2 separate regions of the Mus musculus genome follow, and region 1 is linked to region 2. Evidence: chromatin loops called from intact Hi-C (ENCODE). Cell type or tissue: heart. All regions are shown on one strand. Links, peaks and the distances in the headings refer to the core of each region. The heading gives the core; the rest is flanking DNA.

The links. Peaks named below come from ENCODE experiments on the same cell type or tissue, not always from the same donor. Only the 100,000 strongest peaks of a DNase experiment are listed, where the experiment ranks them.
Region 1: it touches region 2 in a loop (2.7-fold over the local background); 3 of 42 quality-filtered maps call a loop at or near these places.

The regions. Positions count from the first base shown.
Region 1 is chr15:85,245,210-85,252,579 of GRCm38, reverse strand. The region is part of intron 14 of Fbln1 (fibulin 1); the gene reads right to left. Among named protein-coding and RNA genes, the nearest start is that of Fbln1, 43 kb to the right of the region's middle. In heart, for the core only: a CTCF peak has its summit at 3,129 (motif pointing right); no DNase peak of the experiment used is centred there; H3K27me3 peaks cover 781 bases.
Region 2 is chr15:84,998,333-85,005,702 of GRCm38, reverse strand. It overlaps Gm39558 (a long non-coding RNA gene), which reads right to left. Exons shown (of 4, transcript XR_875533.1): 4 at 1,096-1,327. Among named protein-coding and RNA genes, the nearest start is that of Gm39558, 14 kb to the right of the region's middle. In heart, for the core only: no CTCF peak of the experiment used is centred there; a DNase peak (open chromatin) is centred at 4,142; H3K27me3 peaks cover 1,455 bases.

The DNA.
Region 1 (7,370 bases), core at 1,527-5,526, 250 kb before region 2:
CAGACCACCTCTGTGATCTTGGGCAAATCACACTCTCTCTGAGTATCCACAAAGACAATACACACCGGAAGTATATACGACATATGTTAGACAGGTTATGGTTCCAGCAAGCACCACAACAGTGCTTCTTCTTGGCAAAGTATTGGGGGGTGGGGTGGACCAGTAGAGGCAAATGAGTTTCTTTAGTCAAGCACTTTATCAAAGATCAACAGCGTTCAGTGTTTGCCCAGAACAGCTCTGATGATCCTACATGTGATCCCCAGGGGCTAGAAGGCCTATTACCCCAGATTAGCTTGGCTACAACAAGCTGAGCCATTAGAGCCAAGTCCTTCCCTTTCTTGGGGGTGTTGGGGAGTGTTTCTATATTGGAAAAATGAAGGAGGCAGAACTAGGGCATCTCTGAGAAGGAGGCTCCTTCTCAGCCGTCACAACTACTCTTTAGAGTTTATACAACAGGAAGAGATCGTTCACAGGTATAGACCCAGCCTAGCCTCATTCTCCTCTTGCTTTGGCTGTCTGATAATGCAATGATGAACTCTGTTGCTGTGATTCTCAGGTACCTAGACCATACAAAAGTTATTCCCCAGTCACACGGTAGGGAAACCAATTCTGGTAGGGGCTCAGCTTAACCCCGGGTAGAGAGAAAGCAGAGAGGCCCCTGTCCACGCCAAATAAAACCAAGGTACAAGAGGCATGCTCTTGGGATGGCTGCTGAGAGTTTATTAGAACCCCAAGGGTGGGAAAGCAACAAGAGGGAGTGCCCAGGGCTCAAGCAAGCACTCAGAGCTCTGCAGACACAAAGATGAAAAGCTTGGCCACAAAGGAGCTGACTGTGCCGTGGCGATAAAGATCCATCTTGACGGTCAGGAGCAAGTCCCTGGGCTCAGGGATGGGTTTGGTGAGGGCCACCACCCCACTGTGGTGGCTCACCTTTCGAGTGGTGAAAAAGCCCTCCTCATTGCCAGCGGTGATGGCCAGCTGCATGCTGTCCCCAGGGACAGCACTGGAAGGGCCCATGCGGAAAACCACCGCTGGCACTTGGATGTTGGTGGGAAAAGAGAGGTGGTAGTAGGTTATTCTCAGAGGCAGCCTGGGGCACTCCTGGTTCTCATGGCAAGGCAAGCGCTCACAGCGGCTGAAAGACAAGTGGACAGAGAGACAGGAAGAGGGTTAGCGCCACCTCGGCAAGCAGAGAAACAACAGAGTGTGGGCAAGCACGGCTCACTAGGCGGGGCCTCCTGTTCACTGGGTGGGGCCTCCTGCCACCCCTCTGACTGATGCAGCCAGCACAAAGAAAACCCTCACTCACCTGGGGGAGGCGTTGTAGACCTCCAGGCCGCAGACTCAGGTACAGCAACACCCTCTAGGGGTACTGGTGACCAGGGTCAAGCCAGGGGGAGATGTGTCCCCTTCTCAAGGCAGAGAGCTAGCTACCCTGGGCACACTCAGCAAGGGCCTCACCCAGATAGTGGCCAAGGCCATGAAGAACTCCTGGGTGGATCTCAGGGATTACCCAGAAATCATCACGGCTGTTACCACGTACTTGCATGTGGGGCTAATCCCCCATACATTCATTGGCGTCATCACAACCAGTGTTCAAGATGGCGGCTTGAGTGCCCCTTGTCAGATGAGGAAAAAGGTTCAGAGAGAGCCACATTGTGAAGGAAGATGCCAAGTCTAAGCTCAGGGATGAGATCCGTTCCCCAGCCCTGTGATTCAGCTTTAGACACTTGGTCCGATTCTCTGCTTCTGTCCATAGAGACAGAGTGGGGCTCAAAATGGGGATAATGCCAGGTTCTAATATCCTGTGACAAGACTGAACTTCCTGTGACAGGATGAAGACAACACCGAACTTCCTGTGTGGTGGAGATGAAGACAGGTTCTTACTTCCTGTGACAGACTCTAACTTCCTGTATGTGGTATCAATGAAGACAGGTCCTAATTTCTTGTGTGTTAGAGATGGTAACAGGCTCTCACTTCTTGTTACAGAATGGAGACGTGTACTAACTTCCTGTCACAGGAACTGATTTCCTGTGCTAAGGTGAGAATAAGTTCTCTTAGTAGCATCTAATTATAGCCTCTAACTTCCTGCAACAGGATGACAACAGTACATTCTTATGACAGAGTGTTGACAGGAAAATGACAGGACTCGAGTTCTAGTCCTGAACCAGGCCCAACACATGATAAAGGCAGAATGACAGGAACTTAAGAAGCAGAGCCAAGATGGCCAGCCCCATTGGACTTGACCAAGTCCTCCTCAAGTAGGTCTGCCATTTTGACCAAGTTTGGATTCTCCAGTCACGGAATCTCTCAGGGTCTTGCATTACATCCCTCCTCTGGCTTTTTAAGTCTCCATGTCTTGTCCTGAATTTGCTACACATTTGACACTTCTTGTGCACAGCGTTTCTGTTTGTGTCTTATTGGATGCTTATCAGGGCTGCTAGGAAGCCTCTCACATACTTGACTAGTTAACATTCTGGCTCTAAGAAAAGAGAAGTCCTTCAAGTAAGATCCACAACACCAGTGACAGGAGAGAACCATGCCCACTGAAGACAGAGCCTGTCACTGAGAGTCCAGAGCTGGCAGTAGGGAATAAGGTGGACATCATGGGCACTGCTGAAAGGCAGCCGTCCCTGGAGATGCCAGAGGACTGGGTAAAATGGGGGCACTCTACATGCCAGAGAGATCTTTCTATCAAGGAAGGGCCTTTGATGACTGGGAGAAGGGAGGGCCATAAGAGCCAGGCAGGCAGCTGGGGTTCATGTGCTATGTTCCTCTGGGATGTCAAGGGCAGCAAGCAGTAAGTTTGGGTTTCAAAGTTGGCCTATTTCCCTTTAGAGCACACACACACACACACACACACACACACACACACACAAAGACACACACACACACTCAGACACAAAGATACATACACCGCACCCACTCAAACACACGGAAATACATACACCACACACACTCACACACAGAGACAAGACACACACCACACACACACACACACACACCATACCCATTCATGCACAGAGACACACAATGACACACACATTACACACACTCACACACATACATACTGCTTCGGGAGCAATCTAAATGGATCTGGTCAGTAGGTGGTGCTAGAGTCTCCCTCATGGAATTCACCTTTCCCACTTGTCTGTGAGGCCCTCTACCGACCAAAGACTAGGTCTTGAGTTGCCACAAAAGCACAGCAAATGTGAAGGGAAGGAATGTGAGACACGCATGATGCCCTGATCCAGCTCCCATGACTGTCACATCCAGAGCCTGACAGAGATGACGCTGTCATCCATCAGAGCATCCAAGACCTCCCTGGAAGAGGTGCCTGGGGTGGCTCTTTTTAGACCACTCACTTCCCAAAAGGCCGTGACTCCGCCACTCACTGTGGCACTTTGGCTCTATCTCCAGTGCCAGCACACTTTGTAAATGGTCACTGTACAGGCAGACTTGGACCTTGAGTTTCCTTCTCTGCCCCAAAATTTATTGAAACATCCTAGGGATCAGCATCAGCTGGTGGAGGCTTTTAGTCCCAGAGGCTGGAAGATCTCTGTGAGTTCTAGGCCAGCCTGGTCTACAGAGCGAATTCCAGGACAGCCAGAGCTACACGGAGAAACCCTGTCTTGAAAAATGAGAGAGAGAGAGAGAGAGAGAGAGAGAGAGAGAGAGAGAGAGAGAGAAGAAAAAAGGAAGGGAGGGGAGGGGTAGAAGGGGAAGAGGGGAGGGGAAGAGGGAGAGAAAAGAGGGAGAGGGGAAGAGGGGAGGGGGGAGAAAATGGAAGAGGAAAGGAGAAGAGAGGAGAGGGAGGGGAGAAGGGGGAAGACAGGGAAGGAGAGGAGAGGAGGGGGAAAGGGAGGAGGGGGAAGAGGGGAGGGGAAGAGAGAGGAGGGGAGGGGGGAGAGGAGGGGAGGGGAGAGGAGAGGAGGGGAGAGGAGGGGAGAGGAGGGGAGGGAAATAGAGGGAAGGAAACATCCCAGAAACCATAATCACTGTGTGGCAATCTACTGGTCAGACTAGGGACAGCAATAAAATCTGTTAGCTGAATCACCCCGATGGGGGTGGGCAGTCACTACTGAATCTATTACAGAGTAGGGCGGGGTGTGTGTGTGTGTGTGTGTGTGTGTGTGTGTGTGTGTGTGTCTGTGTGTGTGTGTGTCTGTGTGTCTGTGTATCTGGACCTCAGATCAGCTCAGCATGGCAAGCAGGCTCACGGCTTCCACACGTTTCCCATATACGCATTACAGTGCAATGTGTCCCAATTCTCAGCTTCAACATCTTTGACTGCAGCAGCCCAAGTTCTGTGAAAATGATCAGAAGCCTCCACGGAAGAGAGACAAAAGCGCAGAGAAAAGCAGCAGGGCCGCCCCTGTGACCATCCGCGGACGTCAATTCCATCTGTCGTCCCTGGCCAGGTCCCTCTTGAGCTCTGTGACCATAGCTTTTCACTTTAGCTACTTTCCTAAGACTCAGTATCCAAAGCTACCCAGCCTCATGACAGCTTTACAACCATACTCCATCCGAGTGGCTCTGTGGGCAGGAAAAAGGATGTACCCAGTCCCATCGGGTGCCAGAGGTAGCCCTGAACACAGGAGTAGCAAGCACTCAGAGGTCGGGACCTCAGTGTGTCCACGAGACTCATTGGTGGCTTGTGGTCCTGGCTTGCTTGGTCAGGCTCCTGGGTAGCCAGGAACAGCACAGGAGAGAAGGAAGCTACATGAGGAAAGAAAGGGCCTGAGGCAGAGAGAGAGAGACAGAGAGAGACAGAGACAGAGACAGAGACAGACAGAGAAAGAGAGACAGAGAGAGCACACTAGCACACAGAGGGTAGAAGAGACTGATTCTCACATCTTACCCACTAAAGTTCCAAACAAGCTCCCCCCTAGAGCAGGAACCTCAGGAGAGATGCCCAGTATATATATATGGGCATATATATGTATGTATGTGTATATATGCATGCAGTGTTTGTGTGCATGTATATGCATTCATACATGTTCAGTACATCTGGTATGCACGTCTAAGTGGAGACCCGAGGTTGCCGTCTGATGTCTTCTTTGATCTCTGACATATGTTATGAAGCAGGGCACCTCACTGGAACTCGGAGTATGACAATTTAGTTGGTCTACCCAGCCACCTTGTGTGGATGAATCCTCTGTCTCCATGCTGAGATTACAGGTGGGCTGCTGTGCATTTCTATGTGGGTGTTGGCGACCCGAACTCCAGTCATCAGGCTTGTATGGCAAGAGCTTTCCCTGCTGAGCCATTTCCTCAGCCCAGTTCATTTTTCTCTCTTTGGAGACCGGTCTCATTGAGCCCCAGCTGATTCTGAACTCCTGACCTTCCTGCCTCTACCTCACCAAGGCTGAGGTCACAAGCGTTCTGCCGCGGCATCTGGTTTACTCCGTCTACTAGCCTCCTTTGTAAAGATCAGGGAATTTAGAGAGCTCAGTTTCTAATGAGGAGAAAAGGGAGTTGTAAAATAGAAGTCTCTCATCTGAGATGTGCCAGGAAGTGAGTCTCTTCTCAAATGTGCCACCCCCTAACTGAGGTGAACAATGGGTGACACCTTCCCACGGGAGACTCAGGCCCCACCCCTTCCTCCACCCAACACTGCTGTTGCAAATGGTCTACAACTGAACAGGGACTATCAAAGGAGAAAGCTGTAACCAGAGAGATTCCTATATAGCTGCGATCAGGAAGCCATAACCATGAGTCCTTCATGTGCTATCTCAGGCTGTCCCCATCCGAGAGCCAAGCAACTGGCCAGAAGAACAAACTGATGAAGCCACTCAAAAGGAATTTTGTCCTCTGGTTTGTACATTGGGGAGAAGGACAATGTCCCACCACCCTTATCTCTACCACATCACAATGTGCTCACTGGACCAGCACTGAGACAGGCTTGCCATCCCTGATTATCAGGACCTGACCACGTAAGTCATCTTGGTACCACCGCACATAGGTGGCCCAACGTTGACCCAGGGCCAGAGCACTTAGAAAGGCCAGAAGCCCAGCATTTCTACACTGCAGCCCAAGTTTCTCCATTCTACCCGGCCTCCCAGACCTACAAACCATAACCACAGAGGACCCAACAGTACTGCAGGGATGTATGTGTCTTAGAATGTCTGCCCCATCCACTGGGCAGAATCTATATAGAAGAAGCAGAGGAAGGCTGTGCCCCACAATCAGGGGTCACTCTCAGGGACCCCTGAAGTCCACCCCAACATTCCATCTTATAGCTGAAGACAAGACGCTCCAAGAAACCCAAGTTAGCCTGACTCCACAGCTATGATCTTTCTAGAATGTCAGTCAAGCATGAGGCTTGGAAGAAAAACATCCCCCAGGGGGTTCACTTGGACCTCCCCCAAATCCTCAGTACAGAGGGCTCCACCTCCACCTCCCCCACCCCCATTCTCCTCTCCAGTCCCTGTTAAGGCTCTTGGTGATACACAGACAAGGACAGAAAGTGTCACCGGTAGACAGCCATCTTCCCAGGGTTGAAGCATCAGTCCCCGCCTCCCTCATCCCTGTGTCCGAATCCGGCCTGTTTTGTGGGGAATAGAGAAGCTGTAGGACAGGACAGCCGAGACCTGGCACACCAAACCCACACTGGAAGGAAAGGCACACCAATCCCAAGGATACACTATTTCAGTGTGTGCAGCTCTCAGATCTCCATCACTGCCCAATTCAGCTCCCAGTGGCATTAATTCAAGCCTGGCCAATACCATCCCACTTGCCCACCCGTCTCCACCAGGCTGGCATCCCTCCATTCTCTCAGCATGCTGTGTACTCTGTTCATTGTCTGGCACATGCTCCTAGGAGCTGGCCCAAGTGGTAGGGCATCCATGGATCAATGTTTACCCAGGAGCCCGTATACAGTCAGTCCACCAGCACTTGGTTTTTGCTAACCTTAACAACAAACTCAGTAAGCAAGGTCAAGCTGCCTACCCATGGACTCGTATGTCCTGACCCCAGCAGGGCAGCCTCCTCTTTCAGCCTGATGGCTGCACAGGAGTTAGAATTTGCCATTGCAACCACAGCCTGGCTTCTGGAATCCTCAAACCCAAGTATTTATAATGGGAAACAGAACATAGTCTCAAACCAAGGGTGCATAGCTTTCTTAGTGACTCAGGGTAGCTTTGCCCCAACAGCCAGGCTATTGCGTAACCCCTGCTCTCTTAGGGATTGGACACATTTGCAGACTCTGAGAGTAGCTTTTCCCCTCACCCAGACACAGAAAGAAACAAGGCATTGGGTGTTGCTGAGACAGGGTCTCAATATGTAGCCCAGGCTATCCCCAAGCTGGTCACCCACCTGCCTCTGCCTCTTAGTGCTGGGATTACAGGTTAGCATCATCTCATCAAGGC
Region 2 (7,370 bases), core at 2,300-6,299:
TGTGTAAAACCCTAACAGGAGAGGAATAGGCCCACAGGATATCATCTGGGCTTATCACCTTCAGTGGCACGGCAGATCCTGAGGGTAGTCTGACTCGGCCTGTGTAGATAGCACAATGGCCCCTGTTTCAGCTCTGGGGTGTTTTCAGTTTGGAGCCTTTTTATGGAGTGCGTCCTGTCAGCACCAGAACATCTGGTATCCTGTCACCCAGAGGTGAGACCAGCCAGTCATGAAGGTTGGCCCTGAGCTGCTGCTGCTGCTGCTGCTGCTGCAGCATCTGGAGCCACTTCAGGCCTCGTGTCCAGGCACCAAACGTTCCAGCCTTGGGACAACTACAAAAAGTTAGAATTGGTGACATGACATTCCTGCTTGGGGGTGGGGGTGGGGGAACCTGTGACAGGGCTCTAGTGGATGGAAGGTCCAGGGTGGAAGGCAAAAGAGGGCAGCCCAGAACTCTATTTTCAGTATTCATCTTAAATGACTCATTAATTGTGTGCATATATGTGGATACACACACAGCACAGCTCAAGCGCGTTGGCAAGTAGGCAACCTCTGAAAGTCAACTCTCACCCTCCACGTGTGGGTCCCAGGGACTGAATTTCAATCATCAGGTTTGGCCACAGTCACCTTTAGCTGCAAAGCCATCTCATTCACCCTAGACCAGAAACTCCTCAGAGACCCTTCCAAGAAATGTGGTTACAAAAGGACACAGGGAAGAGAGAGCAGAGAAGCTGGGGGCTGGGATGGGGATTTGGGGGTGGGCGTGGCTCTCATGGGAGATAGGTGATGGAGGTCAAGTCAAAGAAAAGAAAAATTTTGACTGGGCAGTGGTAGTACTAGTACACACCTTTAATTCTAGCATTTGGGAGGCAGAGGCAAAATCTCTGAGTTCAAGGTCAGCCTGGCCTACAGAGGGAGTTCCAAAACAGTCAGGGCTAGGCAGAGCCATTCTGTCTTGGGGGAAGAAAGAAAGAAAGAAAGAAAGAAAGAAAGAAAGAGAGAGAGGGAGGGAGGGAGGGAGGGAGGGAGGGAGGGAGGGAGGGAGGGAGGGAAGAAGGAAGGAGGGAGGGAGGGAGGGAGGGAAGGAGGGAGGGAGGGAGGGGAGGAAGGAAGATTGATTGGTTTTGAAAGGCTGAACAAAAGCCCCCCCAGCCCTCATATCCTCCAGAATTTGGGGTGCACAGAAAGGGCTTTGCAGGTGCAGAGGGGTTCAGCTCCCCAGAGATGGGCTTGCTCCATCCAGACCTGGATCTCCCCCAGAAGCTGCTCAAGAAATCAGCTCCATCAGGGCCCAGCTTTCATCCTCTCAGCAGATCTGCCTTCTGCCCTGCAGAGGGGAGAAGATCAAATTGTGTTCTTTTAAGCCACCAACAGTATAATGTTTGTTACAGTAGCTAGTGGGAAACAGAAACAAACAGAAACAGAAATCAAACACCTGCAAAGGGCAGTCCTTAGCTCTGGGTAACCCAGCTTTGAGAACCCTTTTCTTTTTTTCTTAATTTCTACACTTTCTAATTTTTCTATAAAAACTCTGTATTGAGTTACCTTTTTTATTTTTATTTATTTTTTTTAGACAGGGTCTTACTGTGTAGTCTTGACCTAGAACTTAATATATAGACCAGGCTGGACACAAATTCAAAGGTCACCTCCCTCTGCTTCCTGGGTGCTGAAATTAAAGTCGTATTCCACCACACCTGGTCCTAATTTCTTTGTTGTTTTTGACCTGCTGGTGGGGTGGTGATCCAAGGCTATACACAGTCTACCTCCCAACTTCATCCCCCATCCTCTTCTTACTTTTTTTCTTTTCTTTCCAGACAGCCTTTCTCTGTGTATCCCTGGCTGTCCTGGAACTCACTCTGTAGACCAGGCTAGCCTTGAACTCATAGAAATCATCCTGCCTCTGCTTCTGGAGTGCGGGGATTAAAAGTGTGTCCCACCACTGCCTGCCTTCTCTTCTTACTTTTTCTTTTAAGACAGGGTCTCACTAAGTTGCCTAGGCTATCCCTGAGCTAAGCCTGACACTTCTACCCTGCCTCTTCAGCTCCCTCAGCAGCTGAATTATAAGTGCATGGTACATATCTACCTGTCCTGTCCACATATGGTATATGGTATACTTGGGACAGAAGGGGACACTCAAAACCAAAGGTTCCTGTCATCTGTGCCACACCAGGGCACTGATCTGAACACCCTACCCTCATGCCCTTCTCTGACCTTAGTGATTTTCCCAGGGGTCCCATGCCCAATAACAGTCACACTGTTGCTAGGGCTTCAACTCATGAATTTGGGGTTGCTCATACTGTCAAAATTTGGGGGCTACAAAGATGACTAAGAGGTTAAGATAGCGAATGGCTCTTACAGAGGATCCAAGCTTAGTTCACAGTATCTTAGTCTGGTGGTTCACAGTTGCCAGTAACTCCATCTTCAAGGTAATCTGATGCCTCCACAGAAGGTTGTACTTGGTGTACATACCCACTCATGTGTGTGTGTGTGTGTGTGTGTGTGTGTGTGTGTATCTGCATGTCTATGTGTATGTATCTCTGTGTGTATGTATGTCTCTGTGTGTATATCCTTGTGTTTGTGTGTTTGTATGTCTGTCTGTGTTTATATTTGTATATGTGTGTCTGTGTGTATGTATCTGTGGTATGTGTGTCTCTGTGTGTGTCTCTCTATGTGTATATGTTTCTGTGTGTATCTCTCTGTGTGTATATGTCCACATGTCTCTGTGTGTGTATCTCTGTGTATATATATATATATATATATATATCTGTGTATGTCTCTCTTTGTGTCTGATTGTGTGTCTCTATGTGTGTGTGGCTGTGTGTATGTCTGAGTGTCTGTGTGTATATATTTGTATATATGCGTCTGAGTGTATGTGTCTGTCTGTCTCTCTCTCTGTGGTGTGTGTGTGTGTGTGTGTGTGTGTGTGTGCGCGCGTGCCTTTCAGAATTTGGGCAGTCTGGGAAGAAGCAGCCATAATGACTCTAAGACTACAGGAAATTAAGCCCGAGCCCCAGGCCTCCTGCCTATTACTTTATGGTCATCTCCTACATCCTCATGAAAGGACCTGAACTCTGACCCCCCTGGGCAAAGTCCTCTCTAGAGAACAGACCCTCCCCATACCCCATGTGCTGTCACTCTAGGAAAAGGTAAGGACAGCCTAGGGCATTCCTAAGCCTAGTTCTCAGAGTTCACGGCCATCCCAGGTCCAAGCCAGCTTTATCCTTTCTCTCCCAGCTCCCTGGACATCTGGTGGTGGCTTTTTAGCCCAAGAGCAAAACTAATCATTAACCTTTACCTGGGAATCCTCGGGGTAGCCCTGGCACACGTAGGTTTTGACCATTTCCTCCTGACATACAGCTATGGAGAGCAGAAGCTAGCATTTGAATCCAGACAGTCTCAGTCCTGTCTTGGCATGATCTGCACTGTGCTCATGTGAGCCAGGGGCCAGCACCTGGGCCAGCCACAGACCCAGGGCTGAATGTTCTAGCACATTCAAATCCAACCACGAGAGAGACATTGCTTCAGGGATGACAGAATGTCTTCCAGACTATGTGTTATAGGTGTCCACTTTTAAGCGGAGCCTTGTAACTACTCCCAAATGCAGGACCTGTTTCTCGAATGAACCTTCCATGCCAGCAAGCAGAGGCTCAGAAGGACCAGGACCATCTGGAAATAGTCTAAGCAAGGCCAAGGTGGACACCAAGGTCATTTTCAGGGCAAGCCTAGAAGCCTCTTTTTCCGGGCTCAGAAGGACTAGTCAGCCCTAAGGGAGCATGATTAAGTAAGAGTTCTCAGGCAGGGTTCCTCCACCTAAGATACCAGACTGTTGCAAAAGGCTCCAGCCCTCAAAGGTATCCCCTGAGGATCATTCCGGGATGGTGAGTGATGCAGCCTTACTTCCAGCCTGTGAATGTGACTGTCCCTTAGAAGATGTCAATGAGTAACTGCGCAGACAAGGCTGACTAAACAAGGCCCGTCCCAGGCCAGGAAGACTCCCTGGAGGCGGAATTCCTCAAAGAAAATCCGTGCTCCCGACTTGGGAATTGACAAGGGAATTACTTACGTTAAGGCGGGATGAGAAGCGCAGGGTGCAGGAGGCTTGCTAGGAAGTGCCTTCTAGGCCCGGCGAGTTCGTTCCTGCGTCCCGCACCCAGCGCTGGTGTCAAGTGCCCCCTGGCGGCACTTGTGGGAGCCGCGGACAGGGAGCGCGTGTCTGTGTGCACCTGGGTGGTTGGGGCCAAATTGTATCAGAGCCTTTTTTGGTTTGGATTTCGTTCTTCCTTTCTTTTGAAAGAACTTTGGGATATAAAGAAGCAGTTTATCATTGCCTTAAGTTTCTTTCTTGCTGTGTTAAAATGCCCTGACATAAGCAACTGAGGGAAGAAAGAAGGGAGGGAGGGAGGAGGGTTTATTTGGGATCACACAGTACAAGGTACAAGCCGGTTACAGCTGGGAGATCACGGCAGCAGGAGCTTGAAGCAGCTGGTTTCCACAGTCAGAGGAAAGCAATGAAAATGTGCACGCTAGCGTTGGGCTCCCCAGCTCCATTTTATATAGCTCAGGATCCTCTATCCAGAGAACTTAGCAACTTAGCAACAAGATGACACCCCCACGCACGCCCAGCTGCTCATTTCCCAGGCGGTTCTAGATTCTGTTAAGCTGACAATTTACACTCACAAACTTATCATTTGTTTTCTAGTTTTTGTTTTGTTTTGTTTTGTTTGTTTTGGGACAGAGCTCTATTATGTAGCCCTGGCTATCTTTGTACTAGCTATGTAGCCCTGGCTGTCCTGGAACTCACTCTGTAGACCAGGCTGGCCTCGAACTCAGAAATCCTCCTGCCTCTGCCTCCCAAGTGCTGGGATTAAAGGTGTGCACCACCATTGCCCAGCATCAACCTTAATTTTAATTTGGGTCTGGAGAAACGACTCATGGGTAAAGCGCTTCCTGTGCAGGAAGCCTGAGAACGCAAGAACACAGAGTTAGAATGCTCAGCACAACCCCCGCCCCCGCCCGATGATGATGATGCCCCTGCCGTCACATCCGTTGGCTCTACAACCAGGCTACCATCGCTAACCTGGATCTAGAACAGCTGAACTTGGACACTTCTTAACCACTGGCCTCTAGATTGTTGCAAGTCAGCCTTTCTGACCCAGGTTAAATAAAAAAAAATAGTTTTAAGAAAAAAACCGAAGTCCTGGAACTAGAGAGATGGCACGGAAGTTAAAAGCATGCACTGCTCTTGCAGGGGACCTCAGTTTGGTTCCTAGCACCCATGCCAGGTGGCTCACACCCATCTCCAGCTCCAGGGGCTCTAAGACCTCTGGTTTCCTTGGCACGTGCACTCATGCGCACCTACACTCAAACAGACACACACAGAGAAACATCATTTAAAATTATGCAAATAAATCTTTTTAAAAAGTTCAGTGGGTAGAAGCATTTTCTGTTGAAGCATGACATTCTAAGTTCAAATCCCTGGGACCCACTTAAAAACCCAGACACGGCCACTCCAACCTGTAACCCCAGGGCTGGAGAGACAAAAGGATTGCCGAGTTTTACTGGCTGCCAACACTGCTCCAGGTTCAGAGGGAGACCTCGTCTCATGAGAATAAGCTGGGTAGTAATGCGGCAGGACACCTGGCGTCCCCTTCCGGTCTCTGTCCACAGCTCACAGATATGCAAATGCACCCTTGGACAAGTGTGCAGATCTAAAGACAATGTGTGGAGTTGGTTCTGTCGTTTTAACATGAAGGCCCCTAGGGTTGAATTTGGGTTATCAGACAGTAGCAAGTGCTTTAATCCACTGAGCTACCTTGCCAGCTCCTAAATTCTTTAATTATTGATTAGCCACCTAATCCATGTGTTTTGTTATAGCTGCCAGAAGCTATAACAGCCTTAAACTGGCAACTAACTTACATTTTCTCTTTTTTAAAAGATTTATTTATTAATTTTATTTATGTGAGTACACTGTAGCTGTCTTCAGATACACCAGAAAAGGGCATCAGATCCTATTACAGATGGTTGTGAGCCACCATGTGGTTGCTGGGATTTGAACTCAGGACCTCTGGAAGAGCAGCCCGTGCTCTTACATTTCCACATTGTACACAGTTTTAGGTATAATTGACATATAATGAACTATACAAGTTTCTGAGTTTTATTTTACATTTTATTTTATTTTGTTTTTTATTTATTTACTTTTTGGTTTCTTGAGACAGGGCTTCTCTGTGTAGCCCTGGCTGTCCTGGAACTTGCTCTGTAGACGAGGCCTGCCTTGAACTCAGAGATCTGCCCACCTATACCTCCTGAATACTGAGATTAAAGGCATGCACCTGGTGTATAATTTGCTGAGTTTTAATAGAAATGTATACATATATATTATATATATATCCCATGAACCCATAATATATATACATATCCCATGAACCCATTATATATATATATGTGTGTGTGTGTGTGTGTGTATCCCATAAACAGCAAAGTTAATCACTCCACTCTAAAAGCTTTCTCCTGTCCCTTTGTAATCTAGTTCCATCTTTATCTGTCTGTCTCTCTTTTCTCTCTCTCTCTTTCTGTGTGTCTATCTGTGTGTCTGTGTGTTATGTTTGAGCTCACTGTGTAACTCTGGCTAGTCTCAAACTCATGGCAACCCTCCTGCCTCAGACTCTGAGATCTGGGATTACAGGCATAAGCCACAATGCTGGACTTCTGTTCCTCTTCATCTCCCCCTCCATTGTCCCACCTCATCCCTGTCCTTCCAACTCCAGGTCTGCTTCTGTCCCTATAGGTTAGGTTGCATTTCCCATAACTACATGTAAATAGAACTGTACAGCAGGCTCTCATTCAGCTGGGGTCTGGCTTCTTTCCCTCAGTGTAATAGTTTGGAGAGTCATCCTTTTCGTTACGTGATATCAATCATTACATGATATTAATGGTTTGTTCTTTCTTATGGCTGAGTCGGATTGCACTGTAAGGTGACACATTTGCAGCTGGTTGACCCATTTGCCTATCAAAGGAGGGACACTTTCTCCTTTAGCGGTTACAAGTGACACTACCTGTGCCTGAAACATAGGCCAGGTTAGTATCGTGCAACTTTAATCCTAGCACTGGGGAGGCAGAGGCAGGCAGCTAGCTCTCTGTGTGTTTGAGGCCAGGCTGGTCTACACAGTGACTTCCAAGACAGCCAGGATTACACAGACAGACCCTGTCTCAAAAACACAAAACACAAAACAATAACAAGAACAAAGAAACCCCAAGTTGTTTTCCAAGTGCCTGCGCACTTACATCCCACTTGCCGTGGGCAAGAATCCCAGTTTGGCCCTGTGCTTTCCCGCTATGGCTGGGACCGGTGTTTTGAAGGCTTGGCTCCTATT